Linked DNA regions of Homo sapiens: region 2 is linked to region 1. A link is an interaction called in ENCODE POLR2A ChIA-PET data of the cell type or tissue named here. Cell type or tissue: A673. All regions are shown on one strand.

Region 1 (8,000 bases):
TAAAGGGGGAAAGCACCTGGAAACTAATCTCTCTCTTTTTTTTAAAATCAGTATTATTGAGGCATAATTGACACATAGCTGTTGTATATATTTAAGGTGTTCAACTTGACATTTTAATATATGTACACATTGTGAAATGATCACTGCACTAAACCCAATAAACACATTTATCACCTCACATAGTTACCATTTCCTTCCCTTCCTTCCTTCCTTCCTTCCTTTCTTCCTTCCCTCCTTCCTCCCTCCCTCCCTCCCTCCCTTCTTCCCTTCCCTTCCCTTCCATTCCCTCTTTTCTCTTTCTTTCTTTTGCAGAGAACACTTAAGATCAATCCTCTTAGCAATTCTCAAGTGTATAATACAGCATCGTTAATGGTAATCACTGCACTATGTATTAGATCTCCAGAGCTCATTCATCTTGTGTAACTGAAACTTGGGACTCTTTGATCAACAACTTCCCATTTCCTGCCATCCCACTCCATCCCCATCCCTGGCAACCACAACTCTACTCTCTGCTTCTGTGAGTTTGCCTATGTTGGATTCTACATGTAAGTGAGCTCATGCACTATTATTTTTTCTAGGTCTGGCTTACTTCACATAGTATAATATCCTCTGGTTCACCCATGTTGTTGTTGTTGTGTGTGTGTGTGTGTGTGTGTGTGTGTGTGTGTATACCACAATTTTTTTTACTCATTCATCTATTGAGAGACATTTAGGTTATTTCCATATCTTGGTTATTTTGAATAATGTTGCATTAACATAAGGGCGCAGATACCTCCTTGAGATCTGGATTTTATTTCCTTTGTTTATATTCCCAGAAGTGGTATTGCTGGGTCATATGATAGTTGTATTTTTAATTTTTTGAGGTATCTCCATACCACTTTCCATAATGGCTGTACTAATTTGCATTTCCACCAACAATGTATATCTATTCCCTTTTCTCCACATCCTCATCAACACTTGTTATCTTTGCCTTTTTGAAAATAGCTATGCTAACATGTGTGAGATGATATTTCATTTTGGTTTTAATTTAATTACTGTTTCATTAGAAAACTAGTATTTCCCCAGAAATGACATTGCAGTCCCTGAAAAAGGAAAAACAAAAATACCAGATCACAATACATTATGTTTTTATTTACCTGTTTATTTTCCTTTATTATTATAATTCGGTTCCTCCAATGTAAGTTATACTATGCTAGACACTATATTTGTGAAGTTTTATTAAATTCTCACAAACAGCTCTGCAAGGCAGGCAAATTTCCATTTTCCACTTAAGAAATCTGGATCTCCAAAAGATTAAATAATTTGCCCAGGGCCTCACGCTTTATCCTTGCCAGAGTCAGGATCATAACTCAGGTATTTCTGAGTCCAAAGCTGGTGCTCTTTCTACCATGTTAGGTGGACTTTGAGAAGTCTATGAGTTTAAGACCTAACTGAAAGAGAAGAAATATAATTAGGAAAATGAGCATGATTTGGCTGGTTCAGAAATAAAATCCAGATCTCTAAATGCCCTTTGTTAGTAAGTGTGAGCATCAGCCCTCATCACTAGGTCTGGAGAGAGTAAGCAGCATTCAAAGCAGGAAGGAGGCCAAAAGGACCTGTCGAGAGCACCTACGGGTCCTTCAGTCCATATTCCTTTGAAATAGACCTTCACTATGACTGCATCACAGTGCCAGCAGCATATCTTCCACCACGTTAGTTAGTCGTATAATATTCAAATATACCTGACATCATCAGTTCACCTCTCTTACTTCTGCCCAGAGAGAAAAATGTTGTGGATCTTGCCCTTGGTTGGTAATGCAAATAACGTTGTTCTTTAATCTTTGAGAAACAAAGCCCATTCTCTAACATGTATATGTCAAATATATTCTCTCTGAAAGAAATTGTACTATTTCACAATTTGAGTTTTTTTATAGGAAGAGGGTGTGTGTGTGTGTGTGTGTGTGTGAGTGTGTGTATGTTCTTACATGAGTTTAAACATGTATCAGTCAGATCAGGGATGGCGTCATGGTTAACCAACAAGCATTTCCATGTTTATATAATGAGTTTTCAAAAACGATGTCAATGCATCCCATGCTTTCTAAAAATATTTTTAAATTTGAAGGTAGAGGGAGAAAAATAATCACTCCAAGTCACTGATTCTATATTTTGTGGAAGGGAATAAAATTGTCTAAATATTGCATAGGGAAGGTCACCTAGGGACTTTTTTCACCTGATGACTTTTTAAATCCTCCACCCAATGTCACGAATTTTTTAAACTCAAGAAATTCAGTTGAGATGCCAAACGGTCTTTAAGCAAAGAAGAAGTAGAAATCAATGCTAGAATTATTATTCTGAACAGGGTATTGACAGCTATAATAAAGTTATAGCAACCGGACCTGAAAATGTAAAGTCAGTTAATGGACTTTATTTAGACAACATCAGGTAAGAACATTAGTAATAACTGTTATCTTGATAGATAACCTTAAATTCAAGAAAATGTTTCCCCCAAACACAAGTTGTTGTGAATTCTTTTCCCTTTTATCTTATTGTAGGCAGAAGATTGCAACCTCCCATTATGAAACAGCATCATAAAATGCAGAGCACAGCTACCCTGACTAAAACCACCTTTCTCCTCTGCTGATACAGACAAACTAGCAGTAAATGCTTTTTGAGCTCCCGGCGTGCAGATAAATTCCTACGGACATCCCCAATTGGACTGAAAGATTGAGACACACAAGGGAGAGAATAGCTGAGGCCAGGAGAATTTAACATGGCAATTAGCAACCCTTCAACTTTGCCAGACCCCACAGCACAAGACAGGATGGAGGTAACCAAAAATCTCTCCAGAAGAGTAGTTGATAAATTGATTGGGTCCCAGGGGTTGCTGGACACAGTTATTATCCAATTGCAGGCCTGGATGGTGTGCAAGTCTATGTAGTGAAGTCAGAAAATGAAACAGGGCTTTAAATTCCCAAGGGGAGCTCCTTTGCTTATGTATCCATTGCTGCACCCTTTCCCCTCATTTTGGAAGACTCTGAATCACATCACATAGTGTGTATTATCTTCTCTAACTGAACAAACAAGTTCTAAAACATAAAATATATAAAACAACTGTAACCATTATCATCAATGATTCTGTTCTTAAGAAGTTAGAAAAGTAAAATATAAAATTAAAATTGAAAATATTTAAAGACTTCCAGAATTTTTTTTTTTTTTAAAGCAGAGGGAGGGTGTGTGGGGGAAGAGGAATTTTAATCCTCTTTCTGTATCAATTCTGATGGCTGCTTTTAAGAATTATTTTAACCATCACATATGGATCATAACAACTTTAGCACTGTATTGAAATTAACTCAACATTTCTCAATTTCTTAGGGTCTCAGTTTTTTCATCAGAGAAGTGGGGCCAATATTATTACCTATTTACAACTTTGCTATGATGATGGAATGAATTAATGTGTGTAAAATGCTAGAATAGTGGCTGGTACGGAGGAAGTTCTCAATACGTGTTAGCTGGGATGATGATGATAAGGATGATGATGATGATGATAATGATGGTGGTTTTTAAATGTTGCTGTAGCTAGATTTTATAAGCTGTAGGGCAATAACCATGTCTGCCTTGCTTATGGCTAAAACCCCAGCATCTAAGCACACTGCCTGAAATGTAATTAATATTTATTGATTGATAGGATGAATGATTACATGAGTTTTTAAATGCTGATTTCCATACCTGTGTTACTATTGATTTAACTTAATATTGAGGATTATTAGGAGTCACTAAAAAGGAAGTGGGAAATGGATTTAGCAAAATCAGTATCTTCAGGATACGTTTATTGAGGAACTACTATATGTAGGGCATAGGGCTTCGAATATCAATTTCCAATGTGTATGTTAAAAATCCAAAATACAGAGGACAGCCTAATATAATCTTCTGCCTGGTATAATAAAAGGATCATGGGAGACTTCTACAGACATTTCACTTCTATTTTTCTTTTTGCAAATTTCTAATAGCTTTCAAGATATCAATGTCAATAGTCTCTCTTCTTCCCTTCCTCCCTGGTTCTCTCCCTTCATCTCTTTCCCTTTTTCGCTCCGCCTCTTCTCTCTGTCTCTTTTCCCCCCTTTTTTCTCTCTTTCCCCCCTCCTTTCCTTACTTCCCTCCCTTCCTGCCTGTCTTCCTCTCTCCCTCTTTTTCTCTTTCTTTTCTTTTCTTTTTTTTCTTCCTTCCTTCCTCCTTTCCTTCCTTCCTTCCTTCATTCCTCCTTCCTTCCTTCCTTCTTAAAGGCCATATATTCAAATGTTTTCAGCAAAAAACAAAACAAAAACCCAAGAAATGCTTATTTTTCTATTGAATTGGCTCTTGAGATTTTCCTTTTAGACGTCATTTCAATTGAAACTCAGAGTCATTTCTATATGAAAGGAAATAGAAAGCCCACTCACACTGGAATTCCTTTGAGGGTTTCACAACTTTGGCCGTAGTATTCTTGATTGAGTTGAGCCTCCAGATTAAAGGAAGTCTCTGCCTTTCCAGTCAGTTTCTTTCCATTTCAGAGGCCTAAGGTAATACCTGGTAGGTTATTCCACAATGCCAGTGTTAACATTGAAGGGCATTTAGTGTGTCGAGTGTTTTACCTTTTGTGATATTTTGGTTTTCCTTTTTTTTTTTTTTTAATCTTCCACTGGCATTTCTAAATGCTTAATCACCAATTTGGGTAATATTTAAGAAGCTGGAGGCCAACCATGGATGGGCAAACACTGTTTGTTCCAAATTTAATAGTCCAGTGTCTATGTTTAAAGTTTTTTGAACTTGTAAAATCTTAATTCAGTGCAATAGTTTCAGGAGGAAGCGCCTAAAAATGAATGGCATTTCCTGTTCTAACAAAGTGTTTGAAGTTTAATGGCCATTTTTTCTTTTCCCTGATAAAATGCCATTTGTTAGCCATGCTGTTCACAAAGCCAACAATTTTTTCAATTGGTTTTGCTGTTTTCCGTTTGTTTGTTTTTTTGGTTGCTTTGATCTGTCATGAATACGTGATTCTATCATTGCTCAATTTGCTTGACATCTATTAATTGATACTGTGGGCTAAAAACCCAGAGACACAAGGAAAACCTAGACATGATTCCTGTGCTCCATAGGCACCCCTGGTAACCCTCCATGTAACATAGCTGCCGTCCTTGCACCCTTACCTCATGTCCCTTAGCCTGTTCTCTTTGTCTTCATATCATACGTCTGCTGACATGTATGTATTTATTTGCTTATTGTTTGTTTTTCTTACTATATTGTAAGTATGCCTAGGGCAGTGCTTGTCACAGAGTAGGGACACAACAATTATCTGTTGAAATAATTAATGAATGTTAGAGGGGAAACTTTAACATGCATTAGTTATATTCTTTGAGGCTGGTGTGGGTAGTCACAGAGGTGTTTATTTTGTGATAAATCAATGAGCTATAGATTTTTGATTTATGGGTTTCTTTGTGTGTATATTATACTTCAAAATAATGCAGGTTAAAAAAAATCCCAAACTTTTTTAAAGATTGAAATCTCATTATATTACTTACTTGTTGGCTACACCACCTAGTACTTAATTGCCAATGTCAAAATGCATTGCCTGAAGAAATATTTTCATTTGTGTTGTCAAAGCTTAACGTAGGTAGGAAAGTGATTGTCACTTATATCTGAAAGTCTTTATTTAGTATCTACTCTGTTTACATCTTACTATGTAAAAGTTAAGTTTAGCGGCAAAAAATTCTTTAGATGACAACTCTTCAGAGGCCAAGTGATATGAAGAAATCTAGACTAGCAATCTAACTTCCCAAGCCTTGAGAATATATACAGAAATGTAGATTTTGGAGAGGTTCACTAAGGTGAGGGAGTTGAAACCTTAATAGTGGTTCACAGAGGAAGGTGGGTAGACCAAATACTTAGTCTCAGTGGGACAGATCTTTTTCCAGACTGGAAGTGGGTGCAAAACTATATCCAGATTCAATGTAAAAAGTCACAGATGCAATGAAAAAATCCAGTTTGGCTTCAGTATTCAAAATAAATTCATTTGATGAGTGTGTTCTGCATTTCAGAATATAAATCTGTTTCATAGATAAAATGTGGCTGGCGAGGTTAGTGGGTATTCAGCATGGAGAATGAAGTGGTACGTGCTTTTGGCATTTTATCTTTTGATTACCCTCCCCAATGTCTCTCACTAAATGATGACCTCCACCTGCAGCTGATGTCACCCACATGAGTGCCTATGTGCCAATGCCAGGGTTTCATGTCTAGGGCTACAGCTATACTTGATAAACAGAGTAGGGCCAGTTGCATTAAATAAATAGTTTTATGGCTTATAAAAGCCAATGTTTAAGGAACCAAAGAAAATAATTATGTCCTACTTAAGGAAGGTTTATTTCAAATCCCAGCTAGGGCCCCACTGTGGCCACTGCTTACATTTTCCAAAGTTGATTTTCCACCATATATACAGTTCTTCTGAAGTTAATTGTGGCATTTCCTCCCAGTAACAATGATATAGTGTCTTTGAAACATTTCCTGGTTTTTCCCATTTTTCTTTCTTTCTGTGATACTCATTTCTTCAACACATTCTTTCCAGGGGAATTTGTTCCATGGTTCTACCATGCTAACTGCTGCCCTGTGTGACCCAGACAGATAGGGAATCAGGAATCTTTACAAGCAGAATTTTACTTACTCCTTGGAAATGAAGGCTTTGCTTGCATTAGTCTCCCCTCAGTAAGTCTTATTCACTTTCACATACAAAGCATTAAGGCCTGCACTAATCGGTTCTCACTGTATTGCTCCCCAAGGCAAACTTGGGAAGGAGAAGTTGGTCTTTAGAGTTTATCCAAGCTCCCTTCCTCTCTCCTCTCTCCTCTCCTCTATTAGGAACATTGACTAACAGCTCCTTCCCTGAGACCCCATGCACTGGCTTCCCCAGGCCTAAAAATCTACCCAGTCCTCCCCTGCGACTTGATGTCATGGCACAAGTCTGCCCAGCTTCTTTCAAAGTTCAACTGGCTGTGTCCTCATCCATAAGAATTTTGCTGCTTGTGTCCCAAAGTAGCTATAAAAAGAACTAAGGAAAGTTGTTAATATCTGTCAAAGGACCTATATATGTTTTCAGAGGCAGAAATCAAAGTATGTAGAGTGAGAAAGTCTCAATTCATATTACAACTCTCCCACACCAAATCTGGGTGACAAATCTCGTAGTTTATAAGCCTTGGTTTTCTCACCTTTAAATGGGGTTGACAATACATATTCTGTGGTATTTTGAGGCTCAAATTAGGTGAAATGGGTTAATTTTCTTGCAAACTGTAAATTTTGCAGCTGTACCATATTGTTTTAATTAATGGCATTGGGAGAGAGATGTAACCTTTCTCTACCGTCAGCATAAAGGCTGTGGCCTGCTTCACCTGTGTGCAGTGTGCAGGGCTCTTCCTGGAGAGTAGAGGATGGTTTGTTTTCATGATTTCAGAAACAGGTACTCAGTCTCTCTGTTTGAATCTCACACCCAGTTCTCTGCCCCCAGGATTTCCATTCATAAATGCTTTAGCTCCGGCATACCTCCAGTGTGAAAACTCTCCAAGAAACCCAACCCTCCCTGGGTAGGTGGCTTACCTTAGAGAATCAGTGCACATACAATGATAGTATTTATAACCAGGGAGTATGAACTCTTCCTCTGTTCCAGGCCTAGAGACTCACTAAATAAATTCAGGGCAAGTGGCACTCGAGAGGGATGGAACGTGCCTCAAACTCATTAGGAAACTCTGGTCAGAGAGGCCGAATGTAACTGAATATTGTGTGGCACTATGGAACATCTAGGTGAAGGTAGTCGTCAAGACAGCCCTCTCTGTGTAAAGGGGTCAGAGGGAGTCCACTCACCCATGTCTGGACCTTTACTTACTAAGTGCTGCCAGAATGTGTAAGTGTGTATTTTGAGATGTCAGAGAAGAGCAGAGAAGAAATATTCCAAAAGCAAAAACACTGAACAACCCACACATGACTCAGTCTTTATAATCTGT
Region 2 (8,000 bases), 260 kb before region 1:
AGAACTGGTTATTTGCCACAATTATCTAGAATGAGGCCTTCTTTCTTCCTCACACACCAATATCCACTCCCTCATGTATGCCTTTTCATTCTTCATGCATTAATATCAAGCAGAAAAGGAGGCTCAAATGTAATGTCATTTTATCTACAGGACACATGTAAGTGATGAGGTATTAGCATAATATGAGGAAAAAGATAAATTCAGACTGGAATTTGAATTCTGGCCCTGGTGCCTACTCGTTGTTGCTTGAGGAAAGCCCTTGGAAAGTTTTTAACTTCTTTCAACTTCGGTTTCCTCATCTGTACAAAATAGGCAATATTAAATGAGATAACACATGCAAAGCACTCTTAAAGTTTACCTTTTAGCTTTCCAGGTAAAACATAAGTAATAAAAAAAAGGCAGCTCTTTCACCCCACCTTAGGCCCCTGTGGAAGTTTGTTGTCTTCATTCATCAATATTTGTTTAGGTCCTTCTCTTTGTCAGAAACTCTGTTATCTTTGTCAAGGTAGTGGCAGATAATATGCTTTTACAACCCACTCCAATTTCACCTACATCAATTTTTACACTTCAACATTATCCCTAATATTAATTTCCACCTGCTTTTACCTGTATGAAAATATTGTAGTGGCTTTTCTCAGCAGTTAAACTTTCTATAAGGATGAGCTTGAGTCTAGAAGGAACATAGTTGTCATTGGAGTTGTATATGTTGTTACGAGCAGGGGAAGGAGGTAGCTACAGGACATTGAGACTGAATAACTTGGCATCCCAAGTTGATAGTTTATAATTGATCCAGGAGTCTCATTCTACACCTATCCTGAAGTCATTCTCTATGATCTATTGCTTAATGAAAGAAGAAATTAATTAATTAAGTATATGTGCAAGGAAGCCCTGGGGTTCCATTTTAATGTAAAATAAGTAGCTTACATCTTGTCAAGTGGTTTTAACAACGTAGTTCAACTACAGTCAAGGCAACCTTGAAAAGCATGGCCTAGGCCAGAGGTGAGTGTCTGAAGACTTTTCTTTTACCACCTAAACTGTTTCCTCTACCATCAGTTAATTATTGTAGACATGAGATCATGATCTGTAGTTCAATCACTTTTGGGGTCCATGATATCATTTAGATTCATGGCCATAGTTTCAATTCTGAACCCCTATTAGCCATTTTGTAAATCCTGTCACTGGTCACATGGCTATCCTTTCTCTTTTATAGTACTTGTCTCATTGCCTTGGTTTCATTTGTTTTCCTGGCTCCTTTATTTACCAACCTATTAACTTCTTGCATATGTGTAGTACTCGTTTTTCTAGAGCCTAGTACAGTGTTTAGATGATCAATAAATGTTTACTGAATGAATAAATTAATAAAAATCAAAAGAGAACAACAAAAAAAGCTATTCCTGCTTCAAGACATGATTATTAGACAGACCAGTAGTGTGAAAATCAACCAACTTTTCGTCACCTCCACTGATGAAGGATGATCTCCTTTACATGGGATTGGTTCTAGCTTCCTGTTTAGTTCTTCTGTTTCCAGGTGAAACTCTCAGAGGCCCGTTTTCATGCTGCCTTCTGTTTGTAGGGACCTCAGGTTATGCCTCCTACTCAGTGACACCATCTCATTAGTTTTGCAGAAAGGTGAGATTTACAACTTCTGTAGAAGTTTTCCTGTACAGACTAACAGGGAAGGAAGCTATAACTTCTTGAATTAGCACAACGTATTTGCCTTCCTTCCGGCTGCCATAAATTCTTAGGATGACACAGAATCAACAATTCAGATGATTATATCTGGCTTGTAAATTGTCCTCCAAATTGCCACCTTTTCCCCCTAACCTACACCTGGCGGACTAAGGTATGGGAATAGTTCTGACCTCTGGCCTTAGAGCCAAGGTTAATTGGCAGCAAGATCACATGACTAACCCACTCCTTTCAAGTCAAGCCTTAGGAATTCTACCAGATTATTTTTTCAGAAGTATTTGATTTTTTTTTTAACCACAAAGTTTTGTATTGACAAAACCTCTGTTACAAGACTTTGCCCAAAATTCTTCAAAAAATGTCCAAGCCACACTTAACTCTTTGGAAACTAGACTGTTTGACAAAGAATTTGCTAGTGATTGTTAGCAACAGGTAGATCACAACTGGCCTTGGGACACATGAAAATTGTACACATTGCACTCTGAATAGTAAATTACAATATATTTAGAAGACATATTTATAAGTTAACCCAGTTATGGTTAACAAACCATGAAGAAAATACATTTTATTTTTAGTTTCAAGATAGAAAAGAGGGTGGCAGGCTTTTGACTAGCATGCCTTAGGAAACAAGATGAGAAGCCAAAGTAAATCTTTCCATATTTGTATACATTTGAAAGAAGCAGGAGAATGTGAGCTCTCTTCAGGTTGACATCAAAAAGTGACTGTGAATGATTTATAATGCACGCAGAAAACATAGTTAACTTCTCAAAACCATTAGTTACCTTTATTTTGTCCTAGCTTAGAACCCTAGACAGGAAAACTCCATAATAAGCTTTTGGGGAGGGACAGATGTTGGCAATCATGCTTTCCAACAAGAGATTTCAGAGAAGTCACAAAACCAAAGAAACCATTTCCCTGGTTTCTTTCTGTTTGCTGGGCAAATATACAAAGCTTCTTGTCAATTTTACAGTCAATTATGGATACCAAACTGGAAAAAAAAAAAAAAGCAGTGAGACACAGGTGACACTTGAACAATTCTGAGAAGCACTCAGAAAAAGTAATGTCATTCATAGAGAAACTATGTGCTAAGCGCTGGTCAATTTTTTTTTCTGTCATCTATTTCTTCAGTTTCAGCAAACATTATGATGTCAATGAGAACTTACAAGTGCTGCTCCTTGGACAGGACTGGGATCTGAAGGAAGGAGTTTAGAGAGCTCGGTTCCTATTGGAGTGGCCCAGGCAAGTTGCTTCACTTCTCTGAACCTCAGTTGAGTCTAGAAAGTGTCTTCAATGCCCCAGTTCAGCTTAATATAGACCTTGGATTGTCATACTCTCTGCCTAGATTAAAAACATCTGAGGTAAGACATAGAAAGAAATAAAAAGTTTAACTCTTTGCCAGTTGAAGAAGAAAGGAAGGGAGGGAGGGAGGGAGGGAGGGAAGGAAGGAAGGAAGGAAGGAAGGCGGGAAGGAAGGAAGGAAAGAAAGAAAGGTGGGTTGCTAATTTATAGACTCCCTGGAGCTACACAGGGTACCTATTTTCCCAGCAATGATCCTAGCAAGGAAAGAGCAAAGAGACACTAGGGGCAGCTGAGCTCGCCTACCCTGCCTCTCACCTGAGCTCTCTCATTCTTATTTGGCAGGGAACCCTGAGGATCCATCTCCCATAACTGGACTTCAAAAAACTAACAGTCCTCAGAACAAGAATTACTGAAGAAAACAAAAACAAAAAAAATCCCCTAACAATCCAAGGCAAAGTCAGACAGGCCAAGTTCTGCTTCTTAACCCTTTGAATACTATGCATTTAAATACATGTATTTTCTCAAAGAAGAATGTTTGTTCACTGTAGCAGAGAAACATTCACCTCCACTGTTGTGTATAGATAGTGTTTTAATATGACTAAAATCTTTAGAAATTATTCTTTTATCTTTTTGTGATGTAGAAGTTTTTTGTTTGTTTTTTGAGACAGGGTCTCACCCTGTCACCCACACTGGAGTGTAGAGGCGCCATCTTGGCTCACTGCAACCTCTGCCTCCCGGCCTGAAGCTATCCTCCTGCCTCATCCTCCCGAGTAGCTGGGACTACAGGTGTGCGCAACCATGCCCAACTAATTTTGTAATTTTTTTTGTAGAGACAGGATTTCACCATTGTTGCCCAGGCTGATCTTGAACTTCCCAGCTTACATGATCCACCCACCAAAGCCTCCTAAAATGTTGGGATTACAGGCATGAGCCAACACACCCCATTTAGAAGTATTTTAAGTTTTAATTTTATTTATTTAAGAGACAGGGTCTTGCTCTGTTGCCCTGCCTGAAGTGCAGTGGGATGATCATAGCTCATTGTAACCTCGAACTCCTCGGCTCAAGTGATCCTCCTGCCTCAGCTTTCCTAATAGCTAGTGCTACAGGCGGGTGCCACCATACCCTGCTAATTGTTTTATTTTATTTTTTGAAAAGATAGGGTCTCGCTATGTTGCCCAAGCTTGTCTCAAACTCCTAGCCTCAAGTGGTTCTCCTGCCTTGGCCTCCCAAAGCATTGGGATTACAAGCATAAACCACTGCATCTGGCCAGAAGTTATTAAAAAAAAAAAATCTGACTAAACAGGGCTCACAGTTGAACAACTTTCAGTCATCTGGACTTGTCCCAAATAACATTCAGTCTTAGAAAAATAAGAGCAGAAAGATTTTAAGTCACTTGCTTAAGCACCCAAGCTGCTTCCTGTCAGAAGCCAGGGGCATCTTTTGCCCTGTTTGCGTGTGTGTTTGCTCTTTTTAAGGTGAGAGCAGCCATTAGGAAGTCTTTCCTCAAGCCAGTATTACATCAGGGCTGCAGTATAAATCAGGTAAACTCAACATGGTTTTTGGCAGAGTTTTTTTTTTTTTGCACCTAGGGAAAGAAGTGAAGGCCAGGATTTTTGTATAGTTCAACTCTTTGTGTTGTCCCCAGATACATCCTCCTTTCCTCCCTCCCTAGTAGCTAACTTTTCCATTTTGTAAAGCATGTGTTTCTTGGCAACAGACTCCTTTCCTGATTTAAGAGTTAGAGCATGCAACCCACGTCAGGCCAATGAATGCATTTTCTCTACCAACCTCAGTGAATCCAGAGGGGCCCTGTGACCAAAGCTGCTCCCATCAGAGGAATATCAGGACTCATTAGCAATACTGAAATAATGCTTTTTTCCTTCTTGGCTGTGAGAAGCACATAGCTCCAGGAAGTTGGTGCTGTCATTTGAGCACCACGGTAGGAGTCATCTTTAGGATGAAGTGATAGCCCGGAAGGCAGAGCAAAGAAAAAGAAAGAACTAGACACTTGGTGACAATGTTGGGTGGCTGGATCAAGCCTCATTTGATACTTCTGGATTTTTCACCTACAGAAGGCCTTATATCCCTTTTTATTGTTTAAATCATTTGGAATTGTGTTTTCTTTAAGTGCAGTTGAATGAATTCCAACTGAGAGAGGAATAATGGGAGAGCAGAGTGATTATAGGATAAAGGTGGGGCCTGGGAGCCAACTGTCGATTTAACATGAACCTGAGAGTAACCGGGCATATCTCCTCCACCCGGGGGCAGATATCCTAAACCCTTACTCTCAGAGATCAACACGGAGTCTCTGAAATCTTTACCCTCATAAAAATGAGGGTAAATATTTCTTTGTTTTTGTTATATTGAGATGATTAAATCTAATATTTTTGTGGGAAAGAGAGATACCTCAGTTCACTGGTGTGGTATGTCTGCACAAGTGCTGATGGAGAAGGCATGGTTAGCTGGCGAAAATATATGCCATTGGCCTCCTTCCTCACAGCATGAATGCGTGAAATCTCAACGGGCAGCAGAGAAGAAGTATAGAAGGCAACTGCCTTGGCCAGAGGTTTCAGGTCAACCACTCGGGGATCTGAATTACACTGCAGAGTTGAGTAGAAATTAGTGTGTGGAATAAAAATGTTTAAAAGTTATATTTAAAGATAAATAGTTATCTTAAAAACTCTCTGACTGGAGAGGTTTTTAAAAAGACAAGGGTTAAAACGTCACGGCCTGTGTCAGGTATCTAAAACAATGTCTTCTCCCCTTTTCTGAGGGAAGGGTCTGCCATGGTGATTTAAGCAGAGAGAAAGCAGGGACCTGTGGCCTGAGAGGAGCCTGAGAAATGACGGGGAGCATTCCTAGGGATGCAGAAATGCAGAACGCAATGCCTTCGTCGACGTCTCTGAAACCTGGTGGGATCGAGTTCATAACCAGTATGGGAGCAGTCCTACCAGGGCATTAGAATTCAAGAGAGCTAATTTGGGGGAATTAAAAAAAAAAATCTAGTGAGTATGGTATTGAAGTAGGGAATACTAAAGCCCAGGAGAAGGGCAGGCTGCTGGAATATCCACCATAATTAAAGCAGATTACAATTGCTCTGAGAAAAGAGGGACGCAAAGAGTTAGAATATCCAGTGCGCCCGTCGAGACTGATGGGACGGAGGCTCTGTAATGGCAGTGAGGAAATTGGGAGGGAACCCTACAGAAATTTTTCATAATACCTATTCTTTTTTTTTTTTAAAGAGGAAATGATAATTATGACAAAAACCAGAATGGAAAAGCTGAATAAAGTAGCTACGTGAAAGGAGAGGCATTTGTGTCTCATATGGGGGAGCAAAGCAAGCAAGGCCACTAATACAAATCAGAATATTTGCAGCAATAATCTGTTTTTAAACTCTTTTAAAATGAGCGGCAGGGAAAAAAAAGGAAACTTAGAAAAAAAATACTGACACCTCTGTTAAAGTCACAAAGCAGAAAAAAATAATTTTGAGCAGGTACACTGACATATTTGGAAATCAACAGATCTACATGACAGACACAGGGTAGCTGTTAAAGAAGACAGATGACAAATTTAGACCCAACAATTTTTTTCTCTCCCTTCGGAGTGGGAAAGGGAGTGTGGAGTTGAATCTGTTTGATACTTTTCCTTCCTTTTAATTCTATTTTTTTTAAAGGAACTACATCAGAAAGTTACCAGTACATTCTATAGTAATTAAAATAAAGTAAAGCAAAACAGACTCATTGAGCCATAAATGAAAACTGAGGAATGTTAACAAGCAAGCGGAAGTGTGATATGTGAAAAGAAGGTAGTGGCTATTAACAGGACTACAGAAATAAACCTGGAAAATATCCCTTGAAAAGCCTGACGATACCACTTTAATAAAATTAAAAATTGTCCGACTCTATTTGACACATCTGTGAGCATGACAGCAGCACCACTCACAGAAATAGCTGTACAGCAGATAGTCCTGGGCAGGTCCACCGGATGGCCTGTGAATTAAGTATATATGTCAATCAGCTGGCATCTCATATTTATGGAACATTCATGATGTGCAGAGCATTAGTTAACCCTTATGGGCAATTTCTACCTCCAAGAAGTATGAGGCTACTTGAAAACAAAGTAACACATGTATAAAAATAGTTACTAGCATAAAGCAGTATAGGCTTACTGCACATTAGGCTCAGGAGAACGCAGCACAGCTGGGACCTGAGTTTAGAATTCAGATACAGAAGACTACACAATTCTAGGCCAGAGTAGAAAGGCAGAATTATCCAACATTATTTTTTTAAAGGTGGAGTTAGGAGAGGGCAATTAAGTTTATCAGTCTACTTGGAGTAGAAGAATTCAAAAGTGGGAACTGAGATTTCACCAAAAATAAGAAATTAATTGAGAATGGATTATAAACCTGAAAGTGAAATGCAAAATAATAAAACATCTAGAAGAAAACATAAGAAAACATTGACATATTGCCATGATCTTGGGGAAAGATTTTTTAAACAAGATACAATAAAGCACTAAACATAAAACATACATTAATTGAACTACATTAAAATTAAGAACTTCTCAATCAAAAGCAGCCATTAAGACAGTAAAAAAGCAAGCCATAGACTGAGAGAATGTATTTGCTATCTAGCTACATATCTACACATATACATGTCATATATATACACATGTATTAACACGTCATATATATACACATATCTACATATCTACACATATACATGTCATATATATACACATGTATTTTTATATATGTACATGTATTTGGAAATGTATGTAAAATATCTGGCAAATAACTTATATATAGAATATATAAAAAGCTTCCATTAAAAAAAAGAAAAAGAAAGTTGCCAAATTAAAAAAAAATGGGCAAAAGACTTGAACAAGTACTTCATAAAAAATGACATCCAAGTGGCTAATAAGCATGGGAAAAGGTGATCAATGCAATTAGCAGAAAAATGAAAATTAAAATCATAATGAGATGTTACTACACACCTACTGATATGGGAGGTGGG

The links. ChIA-PET counts read pairs that join two places held together with the same protein. Peaks named below come from ENCODE experiments on the same cell type or tissue, not always from the same donor. Only the 100,000 strongest peaks of a DNase experiment are listed, where the experiment ranks them.
Region 2: POLR2A ChIA-PET joins it to region 1 with 5 read pairs; 2 of 35 experiments call an interaction of 5 or more read pairs at or near these places.

What each region holds. Positions count from the first base shown.
Region 1 is chr1:87,876,129-87,884,128 of GRCh38, forward strand. No RefSeq gene overlaps it. Among named protein-coding and RNA genes, the nearest start is that of LINC01773, 26 kb to the right of the region's middle. In A673, no CTCF peak of the experiment used is centred here; DNase peaks (open chromatin) are centred at 2,953, 4,433 and 4,853; H3K4me3 peaks cover 612 bases; H3K27ac peaks cover 2,439 bases.
Region 2 is chr1:87,611,370-87,619,369 of GRCh38, forward strand. No RefSeq gene overlaps it. Among named protein-coding and RNA genes, the nearest start is that of LINC01364, 240 kb to the left of the region's middle. RefSeq lists an enhancer at 2,434-3,633. In A673, no CTCF peak of the experiment used is centred here; no DNase peak of the experiment used is centred here.